Linked DNA regions of Homo sapiens: region 2 is linked to region 1. A link is a contact called in ENCODE Hi-C data. All regions are on one chromosome and are shown on one strand. Each heading gives the region's core, a stretch centred on a gene start or an enhancer-like site at or near the end of the contact. The rest is flanking DNA. Distances are from core to core; before and after follow the strand shown. Region 1 holds the start of SYK (spleen associated tyrosine kinase). Region 2 holds the start of ZNF367 (zinc finger protein 367).

Region 1 (4,881 bases), core at 1,395-3,894:
TCCAGAATATCACCTGTTGAAATTATACAGTATGTAGCCTTTTCAGAGGGCTTCTTTCACTTGGTAATATGCATTTAGATTTCATCCATTTCTTTTCATAACTTGCTAGTGCATTTCATTTTAGTGTGGAACAATATTCCATTACACTGATGTACAAGAGTTTATATATCCATTCACTTACTGAATGACATCTTGTTTGTGTCCAAGTTTTGGCAATAAACTTAGTAAATAAAGCCAGCGTAAACATTTGTGTGCAGATTTTTGTGTGAACATAAGGTTTGAACTCCTTTGGGTAAATACCAAGAAGCACAATTACTGGGTACTACTTTAGGTAAATACCAACTACTTTGGGTAAATACCAAGAAGGACAATCCTCTTATAATTACTCATGTTGTAAGAGGATGTTTAGTTTCATAAGAAACTGCCAAACTGTCTTCCACAGTGGCTGTACCATCTTGCATTCACAACAGCAATGAATGAGTATTTCTATTGCTTCACATCCTCACTAGTGTTCACTGCGGTCAGTGTTCCGAATTTGGGCCATACTGATATCTTACTGTCTTCATTTGCATTTCCCTGATGATACATAATGTGAACCATCTTTTAGGCTAGGCATGGTGGCTCACGCCTGTAATCCCAGCATTTTGGGAGGCCAAGGCAGGCAGATCACGAGGTCAGGAGATCGAGACCATCCTGGCGAACACGGTGAAACCCCGTCTCTACTAAAAATACAAAAAATTAGCCGGGCATGGTGGCGGGCGCCTATAGTCCCAGCTACTCGGGAGGCTGAGGCAGGAGAATGGCGTGAGCCCAGGAGGCAGAGCTTGCGGTGAGCTGAGATGATCGGGCCACTGTACTCCAGCCTGGGCAACAGAGTGAGGCTCCGTCTCAAAAAAAAAAAAAATTACTACATGATACTAAGTAATGCGGAAGGTGACTCAAAGGGGGAAAGGAACACAGCAGTGTAAAGGAAGGAGGTTGTAGATGGATCTAGAATTTCCCCCTCATTTCCATCAGGTGAAAGCCTGAGAAAACTGCAATCTTTGTGCAGGCTGGGTTTGCTTTGTACACACTGGTCCCCTAGTGTTCATCTCCAATAATGCTGACAACTCTGAAAACCATCTGTAGACATTCTGCAGGCTCCATCTCAGGAACAATGGCTATTTTTTCGGGTAGTTGAAGCAAAATTAAGTCCAATGATAAGCAAATATAACCATTATCAAAATCTTCCATTTATGTTTGTTAAAGCAACCTAAGTATGATCTGAGAAGGACTCTGTATTCTATATTTGAGTCCTTGTGGATGAACTGTAACCTAGCTTAATAGGCAGACAAGATTGAAAACCTAATTTAGGAGTATGTGCCTTTAACAATAGCTGAGTCTTGGCCAATCCCAGTGGCCATACTTCAACCATTCATACACTGCTGAGTGTTCAAACTGTGTTCAAAGAAGGCAAAAGCCAACCTGTAACCAATCCAGTTGTTTCTCTGCCTTACCTCCAATTTCTGTATGTCACTTCCCTTTTTTTGTCTATAAATATGTTCTGACCATGAGGCATCCCTGGAGTCTCTGAATCCGCTGTGATTCTGGAAGCTGCCCCATTCGCAAATCATTCATTACTCAATTAAACTGCTTTAAATTTAATTCTGCTGAAGTTTTCTTTTAACAGGTTTAGAAAAAATAATGGCAAAAATGAATGAAAATCCAATAACCCTGGAAGCAGAAAAGGCTGGGGGCTCCAATAAGTGTAAATAGTCCCATCCCTATATTTTCTCCATGGCAATTACAATCCAGCACATTATATATATATTTTTTTGCTTCTCGCATTTTGGCTTAGGGTAAAGCTTTTTAAAACAGGCACTGCCAACCAGTGTTATCAAGAAGGTCTGGATGCCGTTTTGTGGGAACATTTTAAAGAGGAATGTCCAAAAGGAAAAGGGGGATGGGTTGGGAGAAGGGTATCAGGCGGGTATCTCAAAACCATTCTTAGGGCTATAGGTTTAATTTATTTGGTTGTGGACGTCAGAGCCGTCATGGTAAGAAGGAAGCAAAGCCTTTTGTAATAATTAAAGCCTTCAGAAGCAGCGTGCCCCATTGCCCACTAGTGCGCCGTGAAGTCTGGTGTTCACCTACAGGGTCCCTCTCAGCACTGCCCAGGCCTCCCGAGTGCTCCAGCACAGTAGCTTGGAGCTTGTTGGTTTGGTGACCAAGATACACTCCAGGGAATATGCCATGCAGTGGAGTCTCTTCCCCGGCACTGCATAGCAAAAGGAAAGGGCCGCTGGGTGTCTGTGGGTCCTGGGCAGTCACAGAAGCCACCGCGCTGGCGGGGAGGAGGGGGACCGATGCGGTCCATGTCCCGGGCAGCCCCACCTTCTCTGCCTGCGAAGGGCCCTTGTCCGGCGGGAGGAGAGAGGCGCGCCCCACCCGGGCTCCTCTACACCTGCCGCCGCCTGGGCCGATTCCGCGGGCCTCGCCCGGCGCTTCAGCCGATTCCCGCCCAGCTCCGGGCTCATGGGCGCGGTCAGCAGGGCGGGCCAGGGCGGCGGGGCGCGACACTGGGAGGAAGTGCGGGCCGCCTGCCCGGGCGCGTTAAGGAAGTTGCCCAAAATGAGGAAGAGCCGCGGGCCCGGCGGCTGAGGCCACCCCGGCGGCGGCTGGAGAGCGAGGAGGAGCGGGTGGCCCCGCGCTGCGCCCGCCCTCGCCTCACCTGGCGCAGGTAGGTGTGGCCGCGTCCCCTACCCGGCCGGGACTTTCTGGTAAGGAGAGGAGGTTACGGGGAACGACGCGCTGCTTTCATGCCCTTTCTTGTTCTACCTTCATCGGCCGAGGTAAAAGTGCTGAAACCATGTGAATAAAATACAGGTGGGTTCCGCCAGCTTCGCTCCTGAACCTACCCGCGCTCGGGATCCAGAAGCTGCGCCGGGAGAGAGGGGCTCAGGCCTGGGCGGAGGGGACGGAGGTCAGACCGTGCGGAAAGTGACCCGGGCACCCCAGGGCGCCCAGGCCCCCAGGGAGCGCGGAAAGTGCGGTCGCGGCCCGGCCCTCGGGAGACGCGGGATTGGGATCAGGCACAGCGCGAGGAAGTCGATCTTGGAGCTAGAACATTTTCCTTTGGCCATTTACACGAATCCACTGGAAAATGCCGCAGTGTTTATCAAAGTTACTCAAAGTAGAAATGTCCAGACGTCTTATGAGCTTAGACAAATCTTTTACTACAAAAAGAAACAGCAGTTGCATTCAAACAACAACCCTTCTGAACCACTACTAAAATTTAGCATAATTACTCTTGTGGATACATTTTCATTGTCAAGTAATTTACTTAGCCAATGAACTTGGAGAGCAAGAAAGTTTTATGTAGTAAAATGTAAATTTGAGTTAAGAGTTAAGGGTGTTTCTTTTTGTCTGTTTGTCTGTTTTTGGCAATGTGGCTCCAAAACCTTAAGCCCACCTAAAAACTATATAAATGCAATCCATTCTTTTGTTGGAATGTTCAAGGACTAGAAAGACAATTGGAGAAGTGAGAGTTTGAATCTTTTTTTACGTTGGAAACAGTGTTGCAAAATATTTTTTGAGTTTTGCCTGACTTAGCAAAGATTCAGTCGAACTCAAGTAGAGTTCAAAGCATTGCAGCGTGTAGTAAAAAAAAAAAAGAGTTGAAGATGTTGTGCCATATCTGATTCTTGGTATTAAAAATAAAAAAAGGAACCATTTAATCCCTAAGAGTTCCTGGAAGAAATGGAATTGATTCTACCATCTGACTTCTTTGTCTTAGTAGGGACAAATTCATTGCCTTCACACAGGCAGCATTTTAATTAAATGCAACTAAATACATTGATGTCCTCCTTCTCCCCAGTGAAAGTCCGAGCAGTGCATAGATAGAATTATATTTTCTCAAAAAGGCTTAAATACATGTAAATTATTAAGTGTTTTAAGTGAGAAATCTTTGTCAGTTGAAATTATTTTATCAAATCATTTTTGTTCTGAACGGCACTTTTGTTTTAACGTATTTAGAAAACTCTTGCATTAAAACAGAAATTGATTTGTATTATCCCCTGTATTTGAAGTGCACTTTAAAGTGTATTTGAATGAGAGATTATAATCAAATTACTTGATTTGTGTCTTATCCTCTTACTCTTCTACCTTGGATTTGAAAAGGTTGGATTTGAACACTAGGAAAAAAGAGATTTTTCTACTGAGGGATTGTGGGAAGATTTTTTTTTAAGCCTCTGTATTTGAAGTGAAATATAAAATAGGATTTTATAATAGTCTTAATAACTAGAAAGTTTTAAGCTAGGATAAAAATGGGGTGTATACTTTAGGTCTTTATCTTTCCTGAGAGATGAAATTGGTAGAAACGTTATTTTATTGCTAGATTTCACTTTAGAAATGAATCACCCTGATCTTTGTTAGGCCCCTATTTAATATTCTAAATGCAGGTCTAATCTCTCTGCTTTTTTTTAATGGAAGACTTCTTAGTAGAACTTCACTTATTTAGCACATTGTTTGCCCATGGTTATAATCCAATATGCTTGTGCCAAGACGTATTTTGGAATTCAAGCTTTTTCAGAATTTGGAATTAAAATTTAGAATCTAAATTTCAGAACTGAGAAAGACATTGCTCAGAATTTAGAAAGGTAAACATACATGTTGACCCTGCTGGTTACATGCCATTCCAATATAGTCTGGAGAGAATCCTGTAATTCCATGCATTAATATTTCTGTACTTTTACATTTAAGAACATGAATATTCTCACTAAGTGGAATAAATAAAGACTATAAAGAGCTGTGTGTCTGTTTAGAGCAGGTGTTATCACTACGAGAGCTTCTCTAAGACTTACCAAAAAAAAAAAAAGTGTTGTTTTTCAGAGCTTTTTAGAG
Region 2 (5,115 bases), core at 359-2,858, 5.6 Mb after region 1:
GGTAGTAAAGTCATATAGTCTTCTAGATAGAAATACTCCTGGCTCACCTGGAGCTTACAGTCTACAGAGTTCAGTATAAGTCAGCAGAAAGTCACCCCAAACACATGCAGGACTAAAAGCCACAAAACCTCGACCTAGTCCCCGCTCTTCCACTACTGAGCTGTGCCATCGTGGGAAGGTCGCCTCACTAATCACTGTAAGCCCCAGCTGCCTGATCTGTAAAATAGGTTTGAACCAGTGGTAACGACCTTCCCAGCTTTAAGCAGTCGGAGACTGCAAGCAATTTTAGCGTCCCATTCCACTATGTGCTCTCAACACCTAGCAAGTAGTATGCTGGATAAATGAAAGGCAGCGAAGGCACAACTTCAGCCGCAGAACAGGCCCAGAAGTCCTTTCTTGCTCTTCGGCTGTCTCTGCAGGGCATCTTTTAACAGGGCGAGGGCGATCTGCAGTAATGGAGCAAACACTGTGCGCTCCCTGCCCTCTCGCAGTCGGTGGAACAACTCAAGGCCCTCATCCCTCTCGTTTCCTCTCGGAACTGAGGACTCGGCAGCCCGCCGGGAGGATGTCAGTGGCCGTTGACCCGGCCTCCCCAGCGACCCCGGGCCGCGCTCCCGCCCACTGCACCTGCCGCAAGGACGGTCTCCCGCGCCGCTCCCGCCTGTCACGTGACAGGCCCCCCCCGACTGGGGCCGGTTTTTGGCGCGCGGCAGTGACGTCAGCATCCTGTCAGCCGCAGCCCCCGCCGTAGCCGGATCGACCTCGCGTTTTCAACTCCGCCCCGCCCGCCGCACCGTTAACGGGCCCCGGCTGCCCCACGTCCCGCCCGCCCGCCCGCCCGCGCCGCTCACCTTGAGGTGGCCGCTGTCTGGGCTGCTCGCTTCCTCCTCGTCCTCACCTCCCGAGGCGGCGGCGGAGGCCGAGGCGGCGGGCGGGGGCGCGCCCCGGCCACGAAGCCCCGAGTGCTCGGCGGCTGCGGCTGCAGGCAGGGCGGCCGAGGCGGCGGCCCCCGCGGCCCCAGGGCTGAGCGTCACGTTGTGTGCGTTCTCGCCCCAGCGCCACGGGTACACCATGAAGTCGCTGAAGCCGGGGCTGGTGGGGATGAGCGGCGGCGGCGGCTCCGGCTCCCCTCCACCGCCGCACGTTGGCTTGATCGGGGTCGTCCTGATGACCGACACCAGCACCCGCTTCGGGGAGTCGTGGCAGAAGATGACGGGCGGCGGCGGCGGCGGCGGGTTCTCCGCCATGGGCGCCTCGAAGCCCCGGATCATCGCCCGGCCCGACCCCCAGCTCCGGCGGCCCCGGGCCGCACTCCTGAGCACCGCTCTGCCCCTCACTCGCTCTGCTCCGAGTCGCAGGCTCAGTCCTGCCGGCTCATGGCAGACTGACGTTTCCCGGAATCCTGCGCAGCAGCCACCTAACTAGTTGAGCAGACGGCACCGGCGGGCAGGGCTGGACCCCAGCCCCAGGTCAAGCGCGCCCTCCGCTCTTTGTACTCCGCAGCGCAGGCTGCAGGGGTGGGAAGCAGCGGGCGGCCCGGCCCTTGCGGTGACAGGAAAGCAGGACGCGCGGCGCTGAGCCCCCAAAAATAACAACCTGCCGCCGCGGTGCCTGCCCCGGCTTTTCCCGCGTTACATTTCGCGCCTGGGCGGAACCAGTCACCGCGAGGCCGCTGCCCGCTGGCCGCACCGGCGAGTGACAGGCGGCGCGAGCCAATGGCCAGGCCTGGCCTTCTTTCCAGCCGGCCGGGGCGGGGCCGGGTCTGCGCGCGGGTCCTTCCCACCTCGCCATTGGCCGCCGCTCTTATATTTTTTTCTGTCTGGAGGGCCAACAGCGTTCGAAACTCCAGTGGAGCGCGCGGCGTCTCCACTCGCCCGGACACACCCGCCTGCCGCCCCGCCCCGCCGTCCCTCCGCGTGGTTAGTCCGGGCCAGGGAGACAAGGGCGGCGGGGAGGGCGGCAAGAGGGCGGCTGATTGGACAGCGGCGGGGCGGGGTCGGGGGGGGTGGTGATCGTTGGGCGGTGGAGGCGCGCGCCCCGCTCGGCCCCGCCCGCCGTTGGTTGTTGGGCCGCGGTTCCCGCGCGCAGGGAGTTTAAAGGGCTGGGGCCCCGCCGCCCGCCCCGCCCTCGGTCCCACCACCCGCCCGGCGGCTGGAGTCTCTGCTGCCCGAGGTCCTGATGGGCACCCGGCGTGCCTGGTTTCTTAATCGAGTTCCGTCTGCTCAGCTGTTGCACGCTCTGTGAACCAGCCCTGTCAGCACCGCCCTGACTCCTCCGGGCCGATTGTGGGCCTCCGGTTCCCCATCTGTGGAAAGGGGAGAGTCCAGGAAGTGGCCTCCGAAGTCCCTGCGGGCCGCTCGCGGCGCGGAGGCCACAAGAGCCGGGCGAGAGTAGACACTCTCACCCTGGACTGATGCCCCGAAGTTGCCTCGGGGATCTCCCCACCCCGGCGACCCCGCTCTACCGAGCGGCTGCTCCGGGAGTCGGGGCAGCGCCCTACTTTGCTCGGCCCCCACCTGCCCCGGCCGCGTCCTAGTACTCGCGCCGGGACGCGCGGAGCCCCAACGTCCTCTGCCCGCCCCGCCCCAGCCCCGCCTGGCTGGCGCCGACCGCGGCCCGGGTGGGGCTCGCAGGCTGCAGAGGAAGGACCGGGCGGAGGGGTTGCCCGGCTTCCTACCCGCTAGATGTGGCCTGGGGAGCTGCGTTTTGTTCTTGGGAATACAGATTCCCAGGCACCGCCTGATTCGCGGTAGGGGCTCAATAAATATTTGCTGAATGGATGAATGAATATCCATTGGTTAAGGGTTAGGATTGGTAATTAAGTTAGAACACGACTGTATAATAACAGATAACTAAGCTGAATAGCTTTTCTCTCTGTGAAAGACACACAAATGCACAGCTATGACTAAATTAAGCCACAATTGTTTAAAAACAAATAAAGGAAACTGTACTGATATGAACAATTTCAAAAATGTATTTTTATTTTAAAAGGCAAAACAAGCAATAGTGTGATTTTATGTAAAATTGTTAAAGTGGGGAAAATACGTTTTTACTTTTAGACGTACATAAAATATCTGGCAAGATGCAAAAGAAACATGGATCATGGAGGGAAATTGTGTGGCTGGGAACAGAAGTGAAAAGATTTCAAGAAATACAATATATAACTATCTTTTGAACTTTGAACCAAGTGAAAGTATCCTTTTAAGAAATGAAACAGTATATAGCCTCCATTTTCTGGAGGCCTACTACAAAAATAGCATATATGTACTGATACACAATAATACATATGGATGTTTCACAGTTCACTCAACAATTGGGTAAGGAAGATATTTTTCCCATTTTATAAATGAGAAAAGTTGAGGCTTGTACAAGATTACATAATAAATCCTTTGGAAGAATAAGTCTGTACTGCCTGTGGATTATATTCAGTGTCTGCTGAGCAAAAGGAGGAAAAGGCTGAAAAATGGGACTCACACATTTCTCGGTCCCGTTTCTCATATTCCAAAACTTTCAGGGTTTAGGGGCAAATTTCATATTGTAATGGTTGATCTAGAAAGTTGAAAGTTCAGCCCTACTTTCACCTAATTTAGTAAACATACATTTTGTTTTTACAGTTTAATACCAAAAAACATATTTTTCTGAATCAGTTGGAAGGGAAATGTTATCCATCTGTTTTATACTTGACAAGTAGTGTAAAGAAAAAAGTGATCTATCCATCATGGACACTCGAATTAGGGGTTGAGCAAAATCCAACAGATTAATCACCAACAAATAGTTACTGTTTAACATTCAGAGCATGCCCCAGAGGGCAAGATGAATCATCCAGCACAGGATGCTGACTTTCTGCTTCTAAAAATTGCCCTTCATCAACAGTAACCTGGCAACTCCACTTGCTCTCTTCCCCAAGAGAATGAAAGACATGCCAGGAATGTGTGAACTGGGCAGAAGGTGATTCCAGGAGCAAAGCTGAGGTCATACCAGATCTTTGCTTGTTTGGCTCCATTTTCATGCAATGAAGAAGCTGTCTGAAGTGTATGGATCATATTCCTGATGTCTTTGTTCTGTCTCAGATATTAACAGCCCATAATGTCAGAGGCCTGTGAACCAGAGCAACTCCATTTTAAAAAGGAGCTGGGTAAAATGAGGCTGAAACCTACTGGGCTGCATTCCCAGACGGTTAAGGCATTCTAAGTCACAGCATTAGATAGGAGGTCAGCACAAAATACAGGTCATAAACACATTGCTGATAAAACAGGTTGCAGTAAAGGAACCGGCCAAAACTCACCAAAACCAAAATGGCCATGAGAGTGACCTGTGGTCCTCCTCAACTGCTACACTCCCACCAGCGCCGTGACAGTTTACAATGCCATGGCAACGTCAGAAGGTTACCCTATATGGTCTAAAAAGGGGAAGCATGAATAATCCACCCCTTGATTAGCATATCATCAAGAAATAACCATAAAAATGGGCAACCAGCAGCCCTCAGGGCTGCTCTGCCTATGGAGTAGCCATTCTTTATTCCTTTACTTTCTCAATAAACTTGCTTTCACTCTGCACTGCGGACTCGCCCTGAATTATTTCTTGTGAGAAATCCAAGAACCCTCTCTTGGGGTCTGGATCAGGACCCCTTTCCGGTAACAACAATACATACTAAATCTGAAAAATACTGAAACCTATCTCAGGATACTTACTATATTACTAAAGTAGCATTTTCAACTCTTAAAAATATAGGCCCCTTCAGCTGGGCGCGGTGGCTGACAGCTATAATCCCAGCACTTTGGGAGGCCGAGGTGGGCAGATCATGAATGAGGTCAGGAGATTGAGACCATCCTGGCTAACAGGGTGAAACCCCGTCTCTACTTAAAATACAAAAAATTAGCCGGGCGTAGTGGCGGGCGCCTGTAATCCCAGCTACTCGGAAGGCTGAGGCAGGAGAATGGCGTGAACCCGGAAGGTGGAGGTTGCAGTGAGTGGAGATCACGCCACTGCACTCCAGCCTGGGCGACAGAGCGAGACTCCATCTCAAAAAAAAAATATATATATATATAAGTAGATATATATATATATTTTATATATATAAGTAGATATATATATATTTTATATATATAAGTAGAT

The links. Hi-C counts contacts between places; a loop is a spot of excess contacts on that map. Pooled maps may share reads with other maps.
Region 2: a map with no recorded cell type shows a loop between it and region 1 (16-fold over the local background). The contact joins the promoter of ZNF367 here to the promoter of SYK in region 1. A Hi-C loop is called at or near these places in 2 of 37 single-sample maps with no recorded cell type and 2 of 50 pooled maps.

What each region holds. Positions count from the first base shown.
Region 1 is chr9:90,799,175-90,804,055 of GRCh38, forward strand. SYK (spleen associated tyrosine kinase) reads left to right here and starts at 2,645. Exons shown (of 14, transcript NM_003177.7): 1 at 2,645-2,719. RefSeq lists silencers at 2,394-2,603, 2,624-2,783.
Region 2 is chr9:96,416,762-96,421,876 of GRCh38, forward strand. It overlaps ZNF367 (zinc finger protein 367), which reads right to left and starts at 1,609. Exons shown (of 5, transcript NM_153695.4): 1 at 852-1,609. The coding sequence starts at 1,271. RefSeq lists enhancers at 176-415, 1,890-2,423, 2,424-2,957, 3,474-4,673, 4,490-5,115 and silencers at 776-1,015, 1,316-1,455, 1,566-2,225, 2,486-2,755.